2 separate regions of the Homo sapiens genome follow, and region 1 is linked to region 2. Evidence: read pairs that join two places in POLR2A ChIA-PET (ENCODE). Cell type or tissue: OCI-LY7. All regions are shown on one strand. Each heading gives the region's core, and the rest is flanking DNA. Links, peaks and the distances in the headings are about the cores only.

Evidence for each region. ChIA-PET counts read pairs that join two places held together with the same protein. Peaks named below come from ENCODE experiments on the same cell type or tissue, not always from the same donor. Only the 100,000 strongest peaks of a DNase experiment are listed, where the experiment ranks them.
Region 1: POLR2A ChIA-PET joins it to region 2 with 7 read pairs; 8 of 35 experiments call an interaction of 5 or more read pairs at or near these places.

The regions. Positions count from the first base shown.
Region 1 is chr10:86,389,255-86,400,076 of GRCh38, reverse strand. No RefSeq gene overlaps it. Among named protein-coding and RNA genes, the nearest start is that of GRID1, 28 kb to the right of the region's middle. RefSeq lists enhancers at 57-106, 1-205, 197-246, 7,693-8,072, 8,293-8,392 and 2 more and a silencer at 10,141-10,530. In OCI-LY7, for the core only: no CTCF peak of the experiment used is centred there; DNase peaks (open chromatin) are centred at 6,486, 7,166, 7,766, 8,306 and 3 weaker places; H3K4me3 peaks cover 4,240 bases; H3K27ac peaks cover 4,641 bases.
Region 2 is chr10:86,475,004-86,485,825 of GRCh38, reverse strand. The region is part of intron 4 of WAPL (WAPL cohesin release factor); the gene reads left to right. Among named protein-coding and RNA genes, the nearest start is that of WAPL, 41 kb to the left of the region's middle. In OCI-LY7, for the core only: no CTCF peak of the experiment used is centred there; no DNase peak of the experiment used is centred there; H3K27ac peaks cover 654 bases.

The DNA of each region.
Region 1 (10,822 bases), core at 4,645-9,644, 88 kb after region 2:
GTGCTCTGAGTTGAATGCGATAGAGGCTTCTGGGCGCGTCGCGGGCTAGGTCCAGGAGCTGTGATCCTCTCCGAGGTCTCAGTGTGCCCGCAGCGCCCCCTGCAGTGCGTCTCCTGCAAGGGGCCCGGAACACATTCCTGTCCCCGCCAGGCCTGGAGGCCCGAGCGCCTGCTTTTCATCCACTCTGCCCACCCGCCTCTGCGGTCGGCTGCCTTGGGCGCTGGCCTTAGCAGTTCTGAGTTTGAATTCAATCGCCAATACACAGAAAGCCACACAAATGTGAAGATTTGTGAATTATTATCAAATGAACACCTTTGTAACCACTACCCAAGCCAAGAAACAGTACTTTCCCCCAGAATACCTTACCCGTGCTCCTTCCCGATTTCACTCGACTCCCTCCTTCCCAAAGTAGCCACTCTCCTGCCTTTCATAGTAATTACTTACCCGAGTTTTTAAAAAATTGTTGTCACCCAAGTTCGCCTCTCTAGAGGCTATAAATTAGACTTGCTCATTTTGTTAATATATTTTAAGTCTCTTTAATTTGTAGTTTCTTTCTCCATCACTTTCTTTTCCTTGCAATGTATCCTTGGAAGAATCTGAAGAGATTTCTAGTCTGGATTTCACTGATTGCATTCTCCTGGTGCAGTTCAACACATCTCCCTGTTTTCTGCATTTCCTGCAAATTGACAGCTGGATCCAAAGGCTTGATCAGACTCAGGTTCAAGATTTTTGGTGAGACTCCAGGTGGTGGAGTGCTGTTTTGTCAGGAGGCACATAATGTCTGGTTGTCTCTATTTTTTGAGATCTGAGGAGAGACGATGTCCAATGCTTACATTCATTAATTCACTGGGGGATGAAAATGGTGATATACTAATTATATAATTTATTTTTCATTTATCATCTGGGTTGATTTTATAAAGAGACTCTTCTCCTCATCTGCTATTTGGTTACCCAGTGGAACCGTTCACAGAGGAAAGGCGGGTAAATGCTTGTTTCTTTGCATTTATTTATCCGTTTTCAAGATGACGAATTGCTACCCTGTCATCCTCCCAAAATGAAGAGTTAAAAAAATATACCATCACGATGCCAAGGATTTAAATGTGCTAGATGGATTTCAATACGTTGCAGTTACTGTCAGTAGTAACATACAAATTGTCCCCTCTTTGGGCAGCTGGAGCCCTTCAGGTTAATCCTTGGGTCCTTTAGATGTGACCCTAGTAGCCTTTGAACACTTCCTTGTTATCTGGAATGACAAGACATCTTACCAGTTTGGGGTGCTAGGAATCCTCTTCACTTCTTGGTTGATCTTTGTTTCTAGGTCTTTTCAATGGAGGAGCTGTAAATTACATATATGATAAAATACACTGGGAATTTATACTGATGTAACTACGTTAAGTGGAGGACTTCTTGATTACACCTGTATTTCTTTTCTTCCACACTGGGAATCCTGGTTCTTAAGGACACCAGGAATAACTGAATTAGAATCCAATTAGTCATTTGTTTTATTTCAATTTATATACTTACAGGTTCAGAATAACAATATCAATACCATAACTAGCTATAATTTCTGAAAACACCTAAAACTTTTTCTTTCTGCATATGTTATTTTTATCCCCCCCATTTTTTTTTTTTTTTTTTTGAGACAGAGTCTTGCTCTGTTGCCCAGGCTGGAGTGCAGTGGCACAATCTTGGCTCACTGCAACCTCTGCCTCCTGGGTTCAAGCGATTCTCCTGCCTCAGTCTCCCGAGTAGCTGGGATTACAGGCACATGCCACCATGCCTGGCTAATTTTTGTATTTTTAGTAGAGACAGGGTTTCACCATGTTGGCTAGGCTGGTCTCAAACCCCTGAACTCAGGTGTTCTGCCCTCCTTGGCCTCCCAAAGTGCTGGGATTACAGGCGTGAGCCACTGTACCCAGCCTACCCCCTATTTTTGTTTGTACTCTACATTCTCAGATGGTAAAGCCATTAGATAGCATAATCTCTCTTTTTAAACCCTCATTTAGTCTTCACTCCACAAATAACTATACATTTGTTAATCATCACCAATCATTAATGTGATGTTTCTCTAGTTATTTTGGTCTCTGCGACTGGTGCTTTAGTAGATCCTCAAGAAGGGCTATGGACCGTGTTACTGTTTCACTATAATAAAGACAGGATCAGCATCACTGATTATTCCTTTGGCCTCAGGCTCCAGTATGGTTCAGTACAAGACTATTAATATCCTATCTTTATTTAAAAGGTTGATATTTTGTTCATCCTGGATTTTTTGGCATTGAATTTTGTTTAAAAAATTATTGCATTAAAATCTCATTTTCTGCATCCCTTAACTGTTTAGTATGCTCTGAAATTCTTTGCTGCAAGCCAGGACCTTTCTTTGCTCACCTGCCTCACCCTGGTTGGAGATGAGTTGAAGCTCCTATTTTTCTCATCCTGTTAAAAAAAAGAAAAAAGAACTCTGCGGGCGAGTTTAAAGAGACTGGGTCTCACTATGTGGCCAAGAGTGGTCTCAAAATCCTGGCCTCAAGCAATCCTCCCCCCTTGGCCTCCCAAATTGCTGGGATTACAGGCATGAGCCACCATGCCTGGCCCCTGCTTAATTTTGATTCAATTTCCAGCAGTTGCTGTCCATTGTGGGGTGCAGTCCGGAAGGGAGCCCTCGCAGATCAGTGAGAGAATTCACAGACCTTCAGATCTTACCGCAGATCTGGTAAGATCTGGAGTGAGACAAACTGCTGGTTCTCACCCGGCCCCTGCACTGTGGATGAACAGGGCCCTCAGGTGCCCAGGTAACCTGTTGCTTCCCTCGGCTTTCCCCCAGCGCATGCTGATGCTGTGCAGGTGTCATGGTTGTTGTCCACCCACTTGCATTTTGTGGTGACAGGATAACCTATCACTTAGTTTTGTTGCAATGTTGTCCACGGGTTTTGGTTTTAATGTCTTGTTGCTCTGACTATAATTATGTGGGGATTCAGAAAGCACAAAGTTATGTTTTCACCACCACTGCCATTTTTCAGATTAAATTTAATGTATTTTAAAAAGGACACTTTGTTTTATTGATATATGATGGTTGTATATATTTTGAGGGTACACCCAATAGTTTGATACATGTATACAATGTGTAATGATCAAATTCAGGTAATTGGATTATATATCACCTCAAACATTTTTCTTTGTGTTGGAAACATTCCAATTCTTCTCTTCTAGCTATTTTGGAATATATAATCAATTATTGTTAACTATAGTCACCCTACTGTACTATCAAACACTAGAACTTATTTCTTTTAACTGTATATTTGTATTCACTAACCAACTTTTCATTATCTCTTCTCCCTTCTACCCTTCTCAGGCCCTGGTAAGCATCATTCTACTCCATGCCTCCGTAAGATCCACTTTTTTAGCTCCCACATTTGAGTGAGAACATGTGATATTTGTATTTTTGTACCTGTTTATTTCACTCAACATAATGAACTCCAGCTCCATCCATGTTGCTACAAATGAAAGGATATTATTCTGTTTTATGGCCAAATAATGTTTCTTTGTGTATATATACCACATTTTCCTTATCCATTCATTCATTGGTGGATTCTTAGGTTGATTTCACTTCTTGACTAATATGAACAGTGCTGTAATAAACATGGGAGTGCAGATAGTTCTTAGGTTTACTGATTTCCTGTCTTTTGGATATATCCAGCAGTGGGATTGCTAGATCATATGGTAGTTCTACTTTTAGTTTTTTGAAGCGCCTCCATACTGTTGTTCATAGTGGCTGTCCTAGTTTATATTCCCACTAACAGTGTATGAGTGTTCCCCTTTCTCCGAATCCTTGCCAACGTCTGTTATTTTTTGTCTTTTTGATAATAGCCGTTCTAACTTGGGTGAGATGGTATCTCATCATGGTTTGATTTGCATTTCCTTGATGATTAGTGATATTGAACATTTTTTCATATACCTGCTGACCGTTTGTATGCCTTCTTTTGGGAAATGTCTATTCAGGTCTTTTGTTCATTTTAAAAATGAAGTTATTTGTTTAAAAAGGATACTTTGAATCCAGGCACAGTGGCTCACACCTGTAATCTCAGCACTTTGGGAGGCTGAAGCGGGCGGATCACTTGAGGTCAGGAGTTCAAGACCAGCCTGGCCAACATGGGGGAAATCCCATCTCTACTAAAAATACAAAAATTAGCCGGGTGTAGTGGTGGGCGCCTGTAATCCCAGCTACCTGGGAGGCTGAGGCAGGAGAATCTCTTGAACTTGGGAGGTGGAGGTTGCAGTGAGTTGAGATCACACCACTGCACTCCAGCTTGGGTGGCAGAAAGAAACTCCATCTCAAATAAATAAAATATAGGCTGGGTGTGGTGGCTCATGCTGTAATCCCAGCACTTTGGGAGGCCGAGGTGGGCAGATTGCTTGAGCCCAGGAATTTGAGGCCAGCCTGAGCAACGTGGCAAAATCCCATCTCTACAAAAATAATAATAAAAAAAATTAGCTGGGCATGGTGGTATGCACCTGTAGTCAGTGCCAGCTACTCCAGAGGCTGAGGTGGGAGGCTCACTTGAGCCTGCAAGGTAGAGGCTGACAGAGAGAGACTTTCTCTCAACAACAATAACAACAAAATATATATGTAGGCTGGGAGCTGTGGTGCATGCCTGTAATCCAAGCATTTTGGGAGGCCGAGGCAGGAGGATCACTTGAGTTCAGGAGTTTGAGACCAGCCTGGGCAACATAGTGAGACTTCATCTACTAAAAATACAAAAAAACTAGCTGAGTGTGGTGGGGTGTGCTTATAGTCCCAGCTACTTGGGAGGCTTAGGTGGGAGAATCACTTGAGCCTGGGAGTGGAGGCTGAAGTGAGCTATGATCTTACCCCTGCACTCCAGCCTGGATGACAGAGCGAGACTGTCTAAAAAAAAAAAAAAAAAAAACAACAAACAAAATAACAACAACAGCAACAATTAAAAAAAACAAAAAACCAGGCTAAAATTCTCCCTGCCTTAAAAAAAGAAAAAGAAAAACAAACCTTTACTTCTGTAAACCCATAAGATTTGCACAACTTAAAAAGTCTGAAGTCACCTTTTTTTTTGAGACGGAGTCTCGCTCTGTTGCCCAGGTTGGAGTGCAGTGGCATGATTTTGGCTCACTGCAACCTCTGCCTCCTGGGTTCAAGTGGTTCTCCTGCTTCAGCCTCCTGAGTAGCTGGGATTACACAGGCTCGTGCCACCACACCCAGCTAATTTTTTATATTTTTGGTAGAGATGGGGTTTCACCATGTTGGCCAGGCTGGTCTTGAACTCCTGACCTCAAGTGATCCACCCACCTCTGCCTCCCAAATTGTTGGGATTACAGGCTTGAGCCACTGTGCCCAGCCCTGATGATACATTTCATTTTAAACTATCATTCAGGAGTAAGGGTAAAACAAGATTTTCAGAGAGGGAACCATAGGGAAGCTGGCGAGACGGGCAGAAACAGGAAATTGTGTACTCCGTTTGTTGGAATCTGAATCAGCCTACTATGTGGAGAACACTTTGTTAATCCTACTTAGATATCTGCATACTTTGTGGTAGAGACATTTGTAAGTATCTGCTCTAGGTAGAGACATTTGTAAGTAACTGCTCTAGAGAAACCTGTTCCTATGTTCGCAAGGGCATAAGTACCAAGACATTCACTGTGGCACTGTTGGCCATTCTAAAGAAGTGGAAAAAAACCGACTCTGCCCTGGAAGGGGAACAGGAGAGTGAGATGCGGCATTGTCTATCATCGAATACTCCAAAGCAGCAAAGCCAGACAGTATGAAACTCCGTCTGCCAACGCATCTAAACATCAAAAACATGATGCAAGATAAAAGCAAGCTGCAACACGATATACACAGTATTATCATAATTTATGTAAAGTGAAAGACACTGAAGCTATAATATACATCATTAATGGAAATATACACATATATCAAAGTGTAGAAAAGTCAGTTAGACCTTACAGCTGACTAACACAATAACCAATACTACACGTCAACAGCTGTGCCGCTGGGGCACGGGGAGGGGAGGGGAGGGAAGGGATGATCCTCAGCTCTCTCTATAGTGGTTTATTTCTAGCAGACAGAGAAACAGCTCCAAAGCAAAGGGATTTCATGGATTATTTCTGCATGGCCAGTAAGGGTGTCTGTTACTTCATTATTTCTCTGTATGTTTAAAAATTTTATAATGAAAATGTATTATCTCTACACGAGCACTTTTTATTTCCCCTGTGAATAATCAGAAGAGTTGGAAAATAAATAAGAAGGAAATAACTTTATCATTCTGCAGTTGAGTATAATTTGAAGTTTAATTCCTGACTGTCTATCACCCCCCACCCTACCAGTGCTGGAGAACGCCTGGGAGGAGGTGTGAGAGGCACGGCTGAGCCCAGTGGTTGTTTGCCCTGGTGCTCCTCTTGCTTCTTATGCTCACGACACTGCACCTTGATGTCCTACTCTACAGCAGTGCCCGCCCCACCCTTGCTGCCACAGCTCCACCCCTGGCCTCCGTGTCCTCCATTGCACATTCTTGCTTCATATTCCAAGCAGTGCTGCACACACACTGTGATGTCATTGTGCATCTCACTGTCAGAATACAATAACAAAATGAGCGTTTTAAAAAGAAGAATTGGGCCGGGTGCAGTGGCTCACACCTGTAATCGCAGCACTCTGGGAGGCCGAGGTGGGCAGATCACCTGAGGTCAGGAGTTTGAGACCAGCCTGGAGCCTGGCCAACATGGCGAAACCCTGTCTCTACTAAAAATACAAAAATTAGCTGGTGTGGTGGCATGCGCCTGCCAGCTACTTGGGAGTAATCCCAGCTACTCAGGAGGCTGAGGCTGGAGAATTGCTTGAACCCAGGAGGCAGAGGCTGCAGTGAGCTGCGATCATGCCACTGCACTCCAGCCTGGGCCACAGAGTGAGACTCCGTACCCCCACCCCCAACAAAAAAGAAAAAAAGAAAAAGAAAAATTAGCATTCCCCCCTCCCCTCTGATAGCTGGGTCCACCTTCCTGGCCCCACATCTTAGTGTTGGATGGCGCTGTGCTTGCTGACCACGTGTCACTTGCACACTTTCCCCAGCTTCAGTCTGCCAGGATAGGGTGACAGCATGGGGCCCAGGACCCACAGGGAGGAGACCAGCAGAGGCAGGTGGGATCAGGACTTGACCTTCCTCTTTCAATAACTCTAAATTAGTTCTTGCTACTTTCACTCGTTCAGGTTGACAGACTCCCTGAGACATGCAGACGTGACTTCCTAAGCATCATTCGTGCGTCCATCCCAGCCCTGCCGGACCATGTCTGACCTGGGCTCAGGATGGCACTGGCACCCAGGGGTGATTTAGGGGTTAGGTTTCAGCGGGCTCTACCTGAGGTGGGCTCAGGTCACAGAGCACAGCCAGGAAGGAGAACCAAGCTCTTCTAGAAGTGTATGGAAAGAGTTCCAGGAGGAAGAGCTGCCAGGCTGGGCCTGGAGTTGGCCAGGTACTGGGGTGGGGGAGGTGGGCTCCAGTGCTACGGCCAACCTCAGTGATGACGCTTCCCAGGTCGCAGCCTTCTCCTCTACTCCCACCCTGCCGCTTGCAGCCCCTCCACCTACCCCACCTCTAGCCTCCCCTTGCTCCCCTCCCCTTCCAGGGCACTCTCAAGGACTCTAGCCCCCAAGCTCCCTGCGTCCGCACACTTCTCTGAGCATCCCACCCTGATGCTTTGATAGACATGGGCTGGCCTAGGCCCTGCCCCTTCTTCAGTCTTCTCCAGTGTGGGGACGCCATTTCCTCTCCTGCTATCAGCAACCCAGGCCTGGGAGACGTGGAGTCTGTCCTTAGAGACAGGTCTCTAAGTTCTGTCCCCCGCTTAGAGCATTTCTCCTTTCCTTCCAGCTGTTCCCTCTCTCTAAACCCCTGACTCTGGTCTTGGGAGGACCGTGGAGCCTGTCTCACAGCTGTGAGTCCACTCTCTGGCTGGCACCTTCCTCTTCCCTCCTCCCTCAGAAGTGGCCCCTCCGGGCTCTGGTGCATCTTCTCTCTCCTCAAGGACCTGTTCCCATACCTCCTGCTTCCCTCTGCTCCCTCTCCTGGGGGCTTCCCCAGCCTCCCAACAGGCCCAGGAGGCCCTAAAAAGAAAACAAACCAAACTTCCCTTGACTCCACAACTCCTTCCGGCTACTATCTCTTCTCCTTCCCCTGTTTATATCTACAGGTGTTTTCTAATCTTAGTTGGTGACTCTACTGTCCATTTTAGCTTTTAGCTTCACCCAGCATCCTGTCTGCTAAGGTCACCAGGGACCTCCCGGGCCACGTGGAATCACCACATCTCAGTCCTTGACTTCTGCAGTCCCTTGCTCTGCCTCTTCCCTTGTTTCAAGCTCCAGCCTCTTCAGTTTGCTCCTGGATTCACTCCCGCACCAGGGCCACATGGTCTCAGTCTCCTTGCTCACTCCTCCTCCTCAGCCTGGCCTCTGAAATTGCACCCTACCCTCCCCTGCCCCTGCTCAGCTGCTCAGTTGCTCAGCTCCTGCCCTTCTCTTGCCACCTGACCTCCCTAGACCTGAGGTTCTCAATCTTAGCTTTGCACGAGAATCATCAGGGAGTTCTGCGAAATGCTGATGCCCAGGCTGATCGCGTCCAGGGGAGGGCCAGGGTCACTGGCATTTTTCCAACACTCTCAGGTGATGTAAGTGCTCTGTGGGGGCTGAGAAGCCCAACCCAGGGTGGTGCCTCCACTCTCAAGGCACCAGCATCGTGTCCTACACAGGTGCCTTCCAGCCTGACCCCTCCTCTGAGCACCACCTGCCAGTGTGACAGCTCCATCTGGCATGGGAAGCAAAAAAAAAATGTTACTTAAAAATCCAACGAGCTTATTAAGGAATCTGTGGCTGCACTCCGAGCTGGTCCCCACAGGCTCGTGGTTCTTCTTAATCAAGTAGTAAATCCTTTATAAGGTGGTGAGTGTCTCACCACAATCATATGATCTAGATGTTATTATTCCCAGTTTACAGATGAGGAAACAGGCACAGAAACTTGCCCAAGGCCATGCAGGTAGCAGGAGGTGGAGCTGGGATTACAAACCCAGACAGTTTTGGCTCAACAGTCCAGGGTCATAACCACAGTCCAGCTTCAGTGAGTCCTGCTGCCTTCACAGGGGACAGCGGCCGGCAAGGTTGGCTCCTTGGACTGGGCACACACGGCCACAGGGACAGGCAGGCAGATAATGGGACTGTCATCGCCACATACATGTGACAATCTCCTTTGCTGCTGCCTTTATGTTCCCATCCTTAAATACCTCTCCCCAGGATCAAGGCTGGCTGCAACATTTATCCAGGCCCAAACCCAACATAGACGGAGTCCAGCCCCACCAGGCATGGTAGCATTTTTTGTGATCTGGAGTAAGACCCTCTACTGGCAACTTCACTGGAAATTCCCTGGTAAGCGGTTTCTCCCAGTGATTTAAGTATTGGAACAGATTTGCTCTAATCTCATGAGTGTCAAAGTTTAATGGCCCCAAACTGCCTTCTGGAACGACCTCTCCCGCTTCCTGAAGCGGCAGCTCCTCTCTGCAGCTGCTTAAGCGAGAACCCTGGAGTCTGTGTTGGCTTTTTTTTTTTTTTTTTAATCGCCCCCACTTGCAATTAACTCATCCTCAGGTCCCATCGATTCTAACTCCAAAATCTATCCCTCTCTACGCCTACACCTGCCTCCACTCCCTGGTCCAGGCCGGCTCTGGCCTTGTTCCTGAATAACGCTTTTCACTTCCATTTCCCTCTCCCTCCCATCCAAGTCAGAGGTGTTTACAAGACAAATTTGATCCTGTTTCTCTGGTGACAAACAATTAAAAGTAGCAGTGGCACTTTGAGGAAAAGCCCAAATCCTCATTGGGGCCTCCAGCCCCTCCTCCTCTCAGCAGCCCTCCTGGCGAGTCCAGCCACACTGGCCTTCTGTCTGCTCCTTCAAGGAACAACCCAAGCCCCAGCTTCAGACGCCCCAGGCCCAGCCACCTCCTCGCTCTTTGCCTGGTTATTAACCCATTCTTCAGCTCGTCCCCAAGGTTCCTGCACCCTGAGCCCGCAGCTCCTCCCTGATGGCTCGCCGCGGGTCTCGGGCGCTGTCAGCCGGGTGGGCCGCAGTGATGGGTCAGACCAGGAAGGGGCGTGAGGTCGGGGTGGGAAGGTGACCTCAGGACCGGGCCCCGCGACTCCGCAGCCGCCAGCACCCAGGTGCGCCCAGCTGGCTCTGTCGCCTCCCGGCGGCAGCGGCGACCCTGGCCCTCAGTCTCTCCAGCGGACCCGGCGTGGCCCGGCGCTTCCCGGACCCGGGAAAAGGGGCCCAGCCGCGCTCCCCGAGCCCTGCGGTCAGCCGGCGTGGCTCCGGGACTGAGAGAATCCTAACGCCCAGACCTGGGAGCACAGGATCGGGGGCGGGGCGGGGCTTCCCAGCACTGGCCCCGCCCACCTTGGGCCATGTCCCCTCCTGTTTCCTGGTCGTAATCAGCTAGGTCTTCGCAGGCTCGGTGGTCAGAGACGCCTGATGCAAGTTCTCTGCCGCTTTACTATGCGGCGTGTGCAAGTCACCCTCATTCCTTTAATTAACATTGACCCTCTTCCACGTGCCAGGCGCCATTACAGGCACTGAGCATACCACCTGGAGCTTACAGTCTAGTGTAGGCAGATAGATAACAAGCAAATAGGTTTTTGTTTTGTTTTGTTTTAAGACGGGTCTCGCTCTATCGCCCAGGCTGGAGTGCAGTGGCACAATCTTGGCTCACTGCAACCTCTGCTTCCCGGGTTCAAGCGATTCTCCTACCTCAGCCTCCT
Region 2 (10,822 bases), core at 2,261-7,260:
AAAGGCAGAATTGTTTTTTCCTACTGGAATTTTGAGCAGTCTTAGTATTTCCTCAGTGTGTTTGTTCCAAACCAGAAGCATATTGCTTCCTTTTATATAGGTAGTATTTAACTTAAATATTAAACCAGGTAATTAAAATCATTGATCTGTATAAGTCAAAAAGGCTTAGGAAAATGTAAATTATTTTCTCTCTGTGATCCAATTCTTGTGCTTTTTTTTCCTTTAATACTTTATTCTGGAAGGATTTTAATAAGTAATGAAAGTACTGTTAATCTTTTTTTTTGTTTTGGATATGGAGTCTCGCTCTGTTGCCCAGGCTGGAGTGCAGTGGCGCAGTCTCAGCTCACTGCAATCTCTGTCTCTTGGGTTCAAGTGATTCAACTGCCTTAGCCTCTTGAGTAGCTGGGACTACAGGTGGGTGCCACCATGTCCTAGGGCTAATTTTTGTATTTTTAGTAGAGACGGGGTTTTACCATGTTGGTCTTGAACTCCTGATCTCAAGCGATCCGCCTCCCTCGGCCTCCCAATGTGCTGGGATTACAGATGTGAGCTACCGTGCCCTGCCTAATCGTATTTTCTTTAGTATAGGTGCCTTTAAAGTTTGAAAGTTCAAAGTATTTTACTCTTATTTCCCAGGAAATGAGGCTTGAAGTGAGAAAATGTGGCCAGGGGTTATCAGGAGCTGGAAAGCACTGACATCTATTTGATAGTTATAGATGGGAAGGAGGGGGGTAGGGGTTGGGGGGTGAGTGGGGGGAGATGGGAGGGACGGGGGAGGGGAGAGAGAGAGCACGAGTGAGCACACGCACATGCGTGTGTGCCTGTGTGTGTGTTAGGGTGTTTATAGTTTGGAATTTCATTTGTTTTTCCATTTTGTACTACAGTCACGCATTACTTAATGACAGGGTTACATTCTGAGAAATGCATCATTAGGCGATTTCATTGTGCACACAGAACACAAAGCTAGATGGGATAGTCTGCCACACACCTAGGCTATATGGTATAGCCTGTTGCTTCTGATATGTTGCCGTACTGAATATTGTAGGCAGTTGTAACACAGTGGTAAGTATTTGTGTATCTAAACCTAGAAAAGGTACAGTAAAAATACATATAAAAATGGTACACCTATATAGGACACTTAACCATGAATGGAGCTTGCAGGATTGCAAGTTTCTTTGGGAGTCAGTGAGTGAATGTGAAAGCTTAGGACACTACTGTAGACTTTATAAAGACTGTACACGTATGCTGCACTAAAGTTATAATAGTTTCTTCAATGATAAATTAACCTTAGCTTACTGTAATGGCTTGTTTTTTTCTTTTTGCTTTTTGTTTTGAGACAATCTCCCTCTGTCACCTAGGTTGAAGTGCAGTGGTGTGAACACTGTTCATTGCAGCCTTGACCTCCTGGGCTCAACTGATCCTCCCACCTCAGCGTCCCTAGTAGCTGGGACTACAGGTGGACATCACCACACCCTGGTGATCTTGTATTTTTTGTAGAGGTGGGGTTTCACCATGTTGTCGAGGCTGGTCTTGAACTCCTGGGCTCAAGCAATCCTCCCAGCTTGGCCTCCCAAAGTGTTGGGATTACAGACGTGAGGCACTGTGGCCAACCAGCTTACTGTAACTTTTTAACATTATAAACGTTTTAATTTGTTTAAAACTTTTTGGCTATTGTTAATAACACATAGCTTAAAACAAACACACTGTACTACTGTACAAAAATATTTTCATTCTTTATATCTTTATTCCGTAAGCTTTTTTCTATTTTTAAAATTATTTTTAATTTTACTTTAAAATCTTTTTTGTTGCCTGGGTGCGGTGGCTCACGCCTGTAATCCCGGCACTTGGGGAAGTTGAGGCAGGTGGGTCACCTGAGGTCAGGAGTTTGAGGCCAGTCTGGCCAACATGGTGAAACCCCATCTCTACTAAAAATACAGTTAGCCAGGCGTGGTGGCGGGAGCCGAGATCGCGCCACTGTACTCCAGCCTGGGCAACAGAGTGAGACTGCCAAAAAAAAAAAAAAAAAAAAAAGAAAAAAAAATTTTTTTTTTTTTTTGTTAAAAACTTAAGATACACCAGCCTAGACCTATCCAGAGTGAAGATCATAATTCTCACAGTCTTCCACCTCCACATCTTGTGCCACTGGAAGTTCTTCAAGGGCACTAACATACGTGGAGCTGTCATCTCCTATGATGCCAGCCTTCTTCTGGAATAACTCCTGAAGTACCTGTCTGAAGCGGTTTTACAATGAACTTTTTTTTGTTTTACAAGTAGAAGGAGTATATTCTAAAATGGTTAAAATATAGTAAATACATAAACCAGTAACTGCTATTGTTAATAGTCATTCATTGTCAAGTGTTACTTACTGTATCTAATTGTATGTGCTATACTCTTTTTTTTTTTTGAGATGGAGTTTTTGCTCTTGTTGTCCAGGCTGGAGTGCAGTGGTGGGATCTCAGCTTACCGCAACCTCCGCCTCGCAGGTTCAAGCAATTCTCCTGCCTCAGCCTCCAGAGTACCTGGGATTACAGGCATGCACCTCCACGCCCAGCCAATTTTGTATTTTTCATAGAGGCAGGGTTTTTCCATGTTGGTCAGGCTGGTCTCAAACTCCCGACCTCGGGTGATCCACCCACCTCGGCCTCCCAAAATGCTAGGATTACAGGCGTGAGCCACCGCACCTGGCATGTATGTACTGTACCCTTATAGGACTGGCAGCACAGTAGGTTTGTTTACAAAAGCATCACTACAAACACTCGCCTAATGCATTGTGCTAAGATGTCACTAAATGTTAGGAATTTTTCAGCTCCATTAAAATCTTATGAGACCACCGTTACATATGCAGTTTGTAATTGACCAAAACCTTGTTATGTGGTACATAACTCTGTAAAGTACATTATTATTAACTGTAGTTACCATGCTATAAGTCAGATCTCCAGAAGCTAATCATTTTATAATGGGAAGTTTCTACCCTTTGACCAAAATCCCATTTCCCCTACCTGCCAGCCCCTGGCAACCACCTTTCCACTCTTTGTTCCTATGAATTTGACTTCTTTAGTGAATCCCTACTTTTTCCCAAATGGTTTATAATCTATTACTGTATTTAATTATTTGGGGCCTAAATTTGTCCTGATTTGGCTAGTAGAGCCTCATTAAGCTGGCTGTTTGATTTGTCTGCCATGTCCCCATCATTTTGTGAAAACTTCTTTCTTCCTGGTGTAACACAGTGTTCTAGGTTCATCTTGTACCTGGTCAGCTGTAGGCTCGGGATCAGGTCCATTCTCCGAGGAGTAATGATTCTCTTTAGTGGAGAATGGTATTAGAGACTATGATAATGGGCCCTAGGTGTGTCCTTTGCTTCTTGGCGCTTTTAGCAAACGGGCATAGGAAACATGCACGTATACATATATTACATACATACATATATATTCACATACATTCACATACAAATATACCTTCACATATATATGTGGATTCATGCCTGTGTACATAAGTGATCTAGAAATCATGAATTCACACATAATCTTCAGTATCCATGCATTTTCACAGGATTATTTCTTGCCTTCTGTCTTTTTCACAGTGAGAGCCCAGGGTTCTTTCTGGCCTTATGTCTTTTTCACAGTGAACAACAGCAGCAGCACATTTACTCAACTTATATCTAAATAGGTACAGAATTGCTTTGCCCATTCCACTACAATAAGTAAATTTACAAAAATTTTCAGGAATTGTTTGGCAATTCTGCCCTTGCCCTACTCCACCCTGCCCAAGATTGAGGGTATAAAGTCAAATAATATGTTCACAAATTACTTGGGATTATTTCTGCCTGCCTGCCTCTTGACTGGTCAGTGCATTGGGTGGTTTGTCTGGCTTCTCTTCACAGTGTTTGCTGTCCATGTGAAATATGAGTAGGTTTCTTTGTTCTGGTTTGCTTTAAGTGTTGGGGTTTTCCGTTTCCATTCTTACTTTTTTTTTTTTAATGTGTACAACATTATAAAAGTCAAAACTATATAAAAAGGTAAGTTTAATGAGGTCACTTCATCTGAGATGTGTTCCAGTCTGTCACCCACCCTTGTAGGGAACCAATTTTATTGTTTTCTGCTGCTTCTTTTCTATGTTTCTTTTTTATATAAAAATAAACAGACTAAAATTTTTCAGCCCGGCGCGGTGGTTCACGCCTGTAATCCCAGCTCTTTGGGATGCCAAAGCAGGCAGATCACCTAAGGTCAGGAGTTCGAGAGCAGCCTGACCAACATGGATAAACCCCGTCTCTACTAAAAATACAAAATTAGCTGGGCGTGGTAGCACATGCCTGTAATCCCAGCTACTCGGGAGGCTGAGGCAGGAGAATCGCATGAATCTGGGAGGCGGAGGTTGCAGTGAGCCAAGATCGCGCCATTGCACTCCAGCCTGGGCAACAAGAGCGAAACGCTGTCTCAAAAAAAAATTTTTTTTTTCTTACATAAAAAGTAGCATCTATATGTCCTGTTTTGCACTGTCTCTCCTTTAAAATTTAGTAATATTTCTTGGAAATCACTATCAGTTCATGTAGATCTTCCCCAGTATATATTTTTATAATTCTAAAGATTGGTTTTAGATTTTTTTTCTTTAGTTTCTGTCTTCCTCCATTCTCTTACATGTTGACTGTTTATATCTTTTAAATTGTTTCTTTTTAACGTTGTATGTGCATAGTTTACCCACATCCAGTATTGGCAAAATTTTATACTTTCAGCATGTCCTGTTATTATTTGTTTCTAATCTCAATTTACTGTTGTTCAAAGGTGGCTTCTTAGGATCTGGTTCAGATGTTGTAAAAGAAATCCCAAATTAGTTATTAATAGATAGCTTATTTTTCTCTGGCTTACCAGTCTCTGGTTGTTTATCTCTGGACAATTTTCAAATTGCTGCAGTGTAGGGGACCCAAGTTTCCCTTGTGTGGTGGTATTCTACCATTTCTGGACTATTGATTAAGATAGAAGGAACTAGAAGGGAAGGCAATGAACCATCCCTAGAAGCCAGGACCCAGAAGGTGTACCTCACTTCTCTTCACACTTCATTGGCAAGAGCTTAGTCACATGCCCATGCAAGCATCAAGATGTTGAGAAATCTATGTGAGCATTTGTCCAGCTAAATGTTTTTAAAGGAAAATGAAGGGGAGAATGGATATTCTCTAATCACAGGTGGTGTTGTCTCAAGATATTTATAGCTTCCGGTTTTTTTATTTCTAAATTTGATAATCATCTTTCTAATACAACTTGTCATCAATATTTAATGGTATTTTTAGTTGTGAGAACTGTTATTTTAGCTGATTTTGGTCATGGCTCTCATACTAGTATCTTTTAGTTTTAATTGTTGAATTATAGGCTAAGTTATGTTCTCACAAAATGCCAACTACTGAATTTTATGGTTTTTTGCATGGACTTTTTAGAACTTATGACCAAGTTATGCTATTTCCTGGTGATATTCTGAAGTGACAGTTACCTACTTTTAATAAAACCGTGGCTACCAATTATGCTTTTGAAGTTCTACTCACAGTAGTGGTGTGCATTGTTCTTCATGAAGATAGGAATTGACAATTTTTTCATAAAAATGGCAGCTGTCTTTAAAAGTCATTACTACCTGTTGTATGCAGTTGATTCGGGCAGAGAAGAAAGACTTTGCAGCTTTATTTCTTCTCGTTAGATGTGGATTAGATTCTCTACAGTGTTTCATATTGCATATTACAATTTCTAATTCTTGATAGTACAGATGCTGTTGGTTTTAATTTAGGAGTTTCTGTAGTCTTCCTTCAAATAATTCAATACTCTGGATATTTAACATGTGTTATGTTTTTTATAGTTTAAGACCATTTGAGATTGTATGATTATGCTTAAAAGGAAGTTGTAAAGAGCTCAAAGATTCTTTGTAAGACTTTTCTTCTCCTGCTTCTGATTCCAATTGTCTTTTTTAAAGGATTTTTATAAATCCTTTAAAGAAATTTTTGACAATCCAGATCCAAATTGTTTTTTTCTACTTCCCCCTTTTGAATTGCCGCTAAAGTACTGTGCACACATACACACATAGTTATGCATTGCAGTACTTCTTCAGAGTTCATTTAGTTGTACTTCGTGCTGATTGATTGAATTACTGGTGATATCCTTGGGTGGATAAAGCTGGATGAATTCTTATCAGCTTACTATTTTGTCTTCATATAGCACATAGTTTTTAAAACGTATAAATAAATTTGCTCTTCTTGTTCATAAAGTATTTATGGCTTAAAAACATTCCTTTTTTTTGGCTGTGCGCTGTGGCTCACGCCAGTAGTCCCAGCACTTTGGGAGGCCAAGGCAGGTGGATCACCTGAGGTCAGGAGTTCAAGACCAGCCTGGCCAACATGGCAAAACCCCATCTCTACTAGAAATACAAAAATTAGCCAGGCGTGCTGGCGCTTGTAATCCCAGCTACTCGGGAGGCTGAGGCAGGAGAATCGCTTGAACCCGGGAGGCGCAGGTTACAGTGAGCCGAAATCACACCATTGCACTCCAGCCTGGGCAGTAAGAGCGAGAAACTTTGTCTCAAAAACAAAACAAAACAAGAACAAAAGAAACCCATTCCTTTTTTTCCTGGCTTTTATGAGCCAGCCCAGTGGGGGATAACATGTCATTTCCTCTTAGATTTTCAGGAAGGAATGCTTTCTTTCCTCTGTTTTTGTTGTTGTTGTTTTGTTTTTTTTGTTTGTTTTTGTTTTTTTGAGATGGAGTGTCACTCTGTCACCCAGGCTGTAGTGCAGTGGTGCAGTCTTGGCTCACTGCAACCTCCATCTCCCAAGGCTCAAGTGATTCTCCTTCCTCAGCCTCCCGGGGTAGCTGGAATTACAGATGTGTGCCACCACACCCGGCTAATTTTTTTGTATTTTTAGTAGAGATGGGGTTTCACTATGTTGGACAGCCTGGTCTCAAACTCCTGACCTCAAGTGGTCTGCCCACCTCGGCCTCCCAAAGTGCTGGGATTACAGACGTGAGCCACCACGCCCGGCCTTTTCCTCTGGTTTATAGTTGTGATTCAGTAATCCAGTCTGTTAACAACAACCTTTGTGGTGTTATTGTAAAAACCAACTTTTATCCATTGTTTTTATAGAAACTATATTATCTCTCATGAAGAAATGCCCCATCAGTTTGTCAGTGGAATATTTTTTCTTTAGCTTTAATGGAATGTCACATTTGAGGTTTTTCTTGCTTATGCCCCTGGAGCACTGAATACAAAAGAATAATATATTTAAGATTACTAGTATTGAAATATGCTAAAATGGTTCTGAATATTTAGAATGTTAGATTATTATTATGAACTTTTTGCTTATTTTGTTCTAAGTATTTTTCTCATTAATTTACCTAGCACACAGAATCCATCCTTTTTTTTTGGAGACAGGATCTCGCTCTGTCACCCAGGCTGGAGTGCAGTGGTGTGATCTTGGCTCACTGCAGCCTCCACTTCCTGGACTCAGGAGGTGATCCTCCCACCTCAGCGTCTCGAGTAGCTGGGACCACAGGCACGTGCCACCATTCCCAGCTAATTTTTGTATTTTTTGTAGAGACTGAGTTTCACCGTGTTGCACAGGCTGTCTCAAACTCCTGGGCGCAAGACATCTGTCTCCCTTGGCCTCCCAACTTGCTGGGATTATGGGTGAGAGCTACCATGCTTAGCCACAATTTTTTTTTTTTTTAATACAGAAAAAAGTTTAGGTATCTGGTTTATATGCTGTATCTGCTTTTCTTTCTTTCTTTTTTTTTTTTTTCCGAGACAGAGTTTCGCTTTTGTTGCTCAGGGTGGAGTGCAATGGCACGATCTCAGTTCACTGCAACCTCCGCCTCCCGGGTTCAAGCAATTCTCCTGCCTTAGTCTCCTGAGTAGCGGGGATTACAGGCACCTACCACCATGCGAGACGGGGTTTCACCATGTTGGCCAGGCTGGTTTCAAACTCCTGACCTCAAGTGATCCGCCCACCTTGACCTCCCAAAGTGCTAGGATTACAGGCGTGAGCCACTGCACCCGGCCTGTATCTGCTTTTCTGTTGCCCAGGCTGGAGTGCAATGGTGCAATCTTGGCTCACTGCAGCCTCTACCTTCTGGGTTCAAGCGATTCTCCTGCCTCAGCCTCCCAAGTAGCTGGGACTACAGTGCCTGCCACCACACCTGGCTAATTTTTTGTATTTAGTAGAGATGGGATTTCACCATGTTGGTTAGGCTGGTCTCCAACTCCTGACCTCAGGTGATCCACCTGTCTCGGCCTACCAAAATGCTGGGATTACAGGCATGAGTCACGGTACCTGGCCCTGTATCTGCTTTTCAAACAAGAATAAAATTAAGAAGATTAAAGACAAGCCTGGTGGTGCAATCAGAATGACTCTGTTAACATTTAGCTAGGTTGCTAAATGGTAAGGGTGATTTTTGATTTTCCATGGAAAGTTGATTGCTGTATGATACTTTTACATATATTGTACACACAATCACTTCCACTGAGTGAAATTAGCCTGTGACATACCACTGTTTTGTGCTTTACATACACAGTTCACTTAGGAGCATGTGGAATTACTGTACTGTTTTGGAATGATGTAAAGAGCTCAGTCAGTGTTCCCTTTTCTCTCTTTCCCTGTTTCTTCCTCTCCCTGCCATATGTGTATGTTAGCCATATACAGATATTACTTATTTTAATTTTTAATTAGATGTGTCTTCAATATCTCTCCTCCCATAATAAACCCTATATTAATCTTGTAAGACACTGAAATAAAAGTCAAGAAAAAGTTCTAATTGGACTACTTCCCTTTAGATTGCTTATTAGTATTAAAATGGTAAAACATCATCAAAAGCTTTAAAACTAATAGTATTACTAAATTGCCTTGTTCAACAGCATAACCAAAAGTTCCTTTAATATGACCTTTTAATATAAATTGTTCAATTATTCTGTATGCTGTTATGCTTCAAGGACTTTTGAGATGAATAGACACATCAGTTATTCCATTTGTTTATCATATTCTTTATTAGGTAGGTAGGCTATATATTTCTGTTTTCTTACGAATGTGTTAGACTTAAACCTAGCAGCACATCATCACATAACAATTAATAATAACATTTAATACTTACAAAGCACTTTTTTTTTTTTTTTTTTAAAGACAGTCTCGCTTTGTCGCCCAGGCTGGAGTGCAGTGGCGCAATCTCGGCTCACTGCAACCTCCACCTCCCGGGTTCAACTGATTCTCCCGCCTCAGCCTCCTGAGTAGCTGGTACTGCAGTTACTCACCACCATGCCTGGCTAATTTTTGTATTTTTAGTAGAGACGGGGTTTCATCCTGTTGGCCAGGCTGGTCTCAAACTCCTGACCTCAGTCGATCCGCCTGCCTTGGCCTCCCAAAGTGCTGGGATTACAGGCGTGAGCCACCACACCCGACAGCACATATTCTTTCAGGCACTCTTACAGTGTTTTAATTTTTTGAGACAGAGTCTCGCTCTGTCGCCCAGGCTGAAGTGCAATGGCACCATCTCAGATCACTGCAACCTCCGACTCCCGGGTTCTAGCAATTCTCCTCCCTCAGCCTCCCAAGTAGCTGGGACTGCAGGTGCCCACCACCGTGCCCCGCTAATTTTTTGTATTTTTAGTAGAGACGGGGTTTCACCGTGTTAACCAGGATGGTCTCAATCTCCTGACCTCGTGATCCGCCCGCCTCAGCCTCCCAAAGTGCTGGGATTACAGGCGTAAGCCACCGTGCCCGGCCTAGTCAGTGCTTTTTAAAAATAATTTCTCTTTTTGCTTCTTTAATTTCTTTAATTTTATTTTTTGTAGAGACAGGATCTTGCTTTCTTGCCCAGGCTGTTGTGAACTCCTGGCTTCAAGTGATCTGCTTCCTGCCTCGGCCTAGAGGCGTGCTGCAATTACTGGCATGAGCCACTGTGCCTAGCCCAATCAATGCTTTTTAAAAAGAAGTAAAATGCTTGAGCTTTGAGGCACTCATTCTTGCCAAAAGGCTGTTGTTACCAGAGCCTGGGCTCTGAGTATGCTTGAGGTACTAAAGGTAGTTCAAATTAGGGATCCATAACTAGCAGACACACAAGTTACATAGCTGGTCTTTGAAAAGAATGGAAGGAATAGAGAGGTTGGTTTTAAAATTTATGTTCAGTCCACTTTATGTGTTGTGTCTCAGGAAGCCAGATCAAGTCATTGCATGAGTGCATAAATTGTTTCAGATTGCTAATGCATCATCATGTTATGCAAACCTGGCATTTATGAATGATGGGTTTGTGTACACAATCCAAATGAGAATTTTTCCACTTTATTAGAGATAATATATTAAAAGCTAACGATTAGTTCACACTAATGCTTAATGCTAATTATGTTGCTTCAGTGCAGCTAGTAAGGGGATATAGTTAAGTTTTTTAATGTAGATTTTTTGACGGTCTTGAAGTATGATTTTCCACTTGTCTTCTTATTTTTGTTGTACTGAAAATAAGATGTGTTTCATAAGAGAAAATCTCTAATTTGTCCAAACCATGTATTTGAAGTTCAAAACATAATTTAACGTCACTTTTGTAGAGGATAGAGAGGATGAGGTGTTACCTTTCTATTTTGTCTTTGTAATTATGCAGTTTTCTCTTGAAAGTGAGGGTTTTGTTCTTTTACTTGATTTGATTTTGTAGGTTTACTGTCATTTATTCTCAATTCGGAAATTCAGTGTTAAAACTGAAAATCCCCTGGAAGTTTAAGTAAATTGATAGGGCAGCACAATAACCTCAATTGATGTGTGAGGGACTTTACATCTTTGTCCTGCTTAGTGTAACATTTTGCTGCAGAAATCATG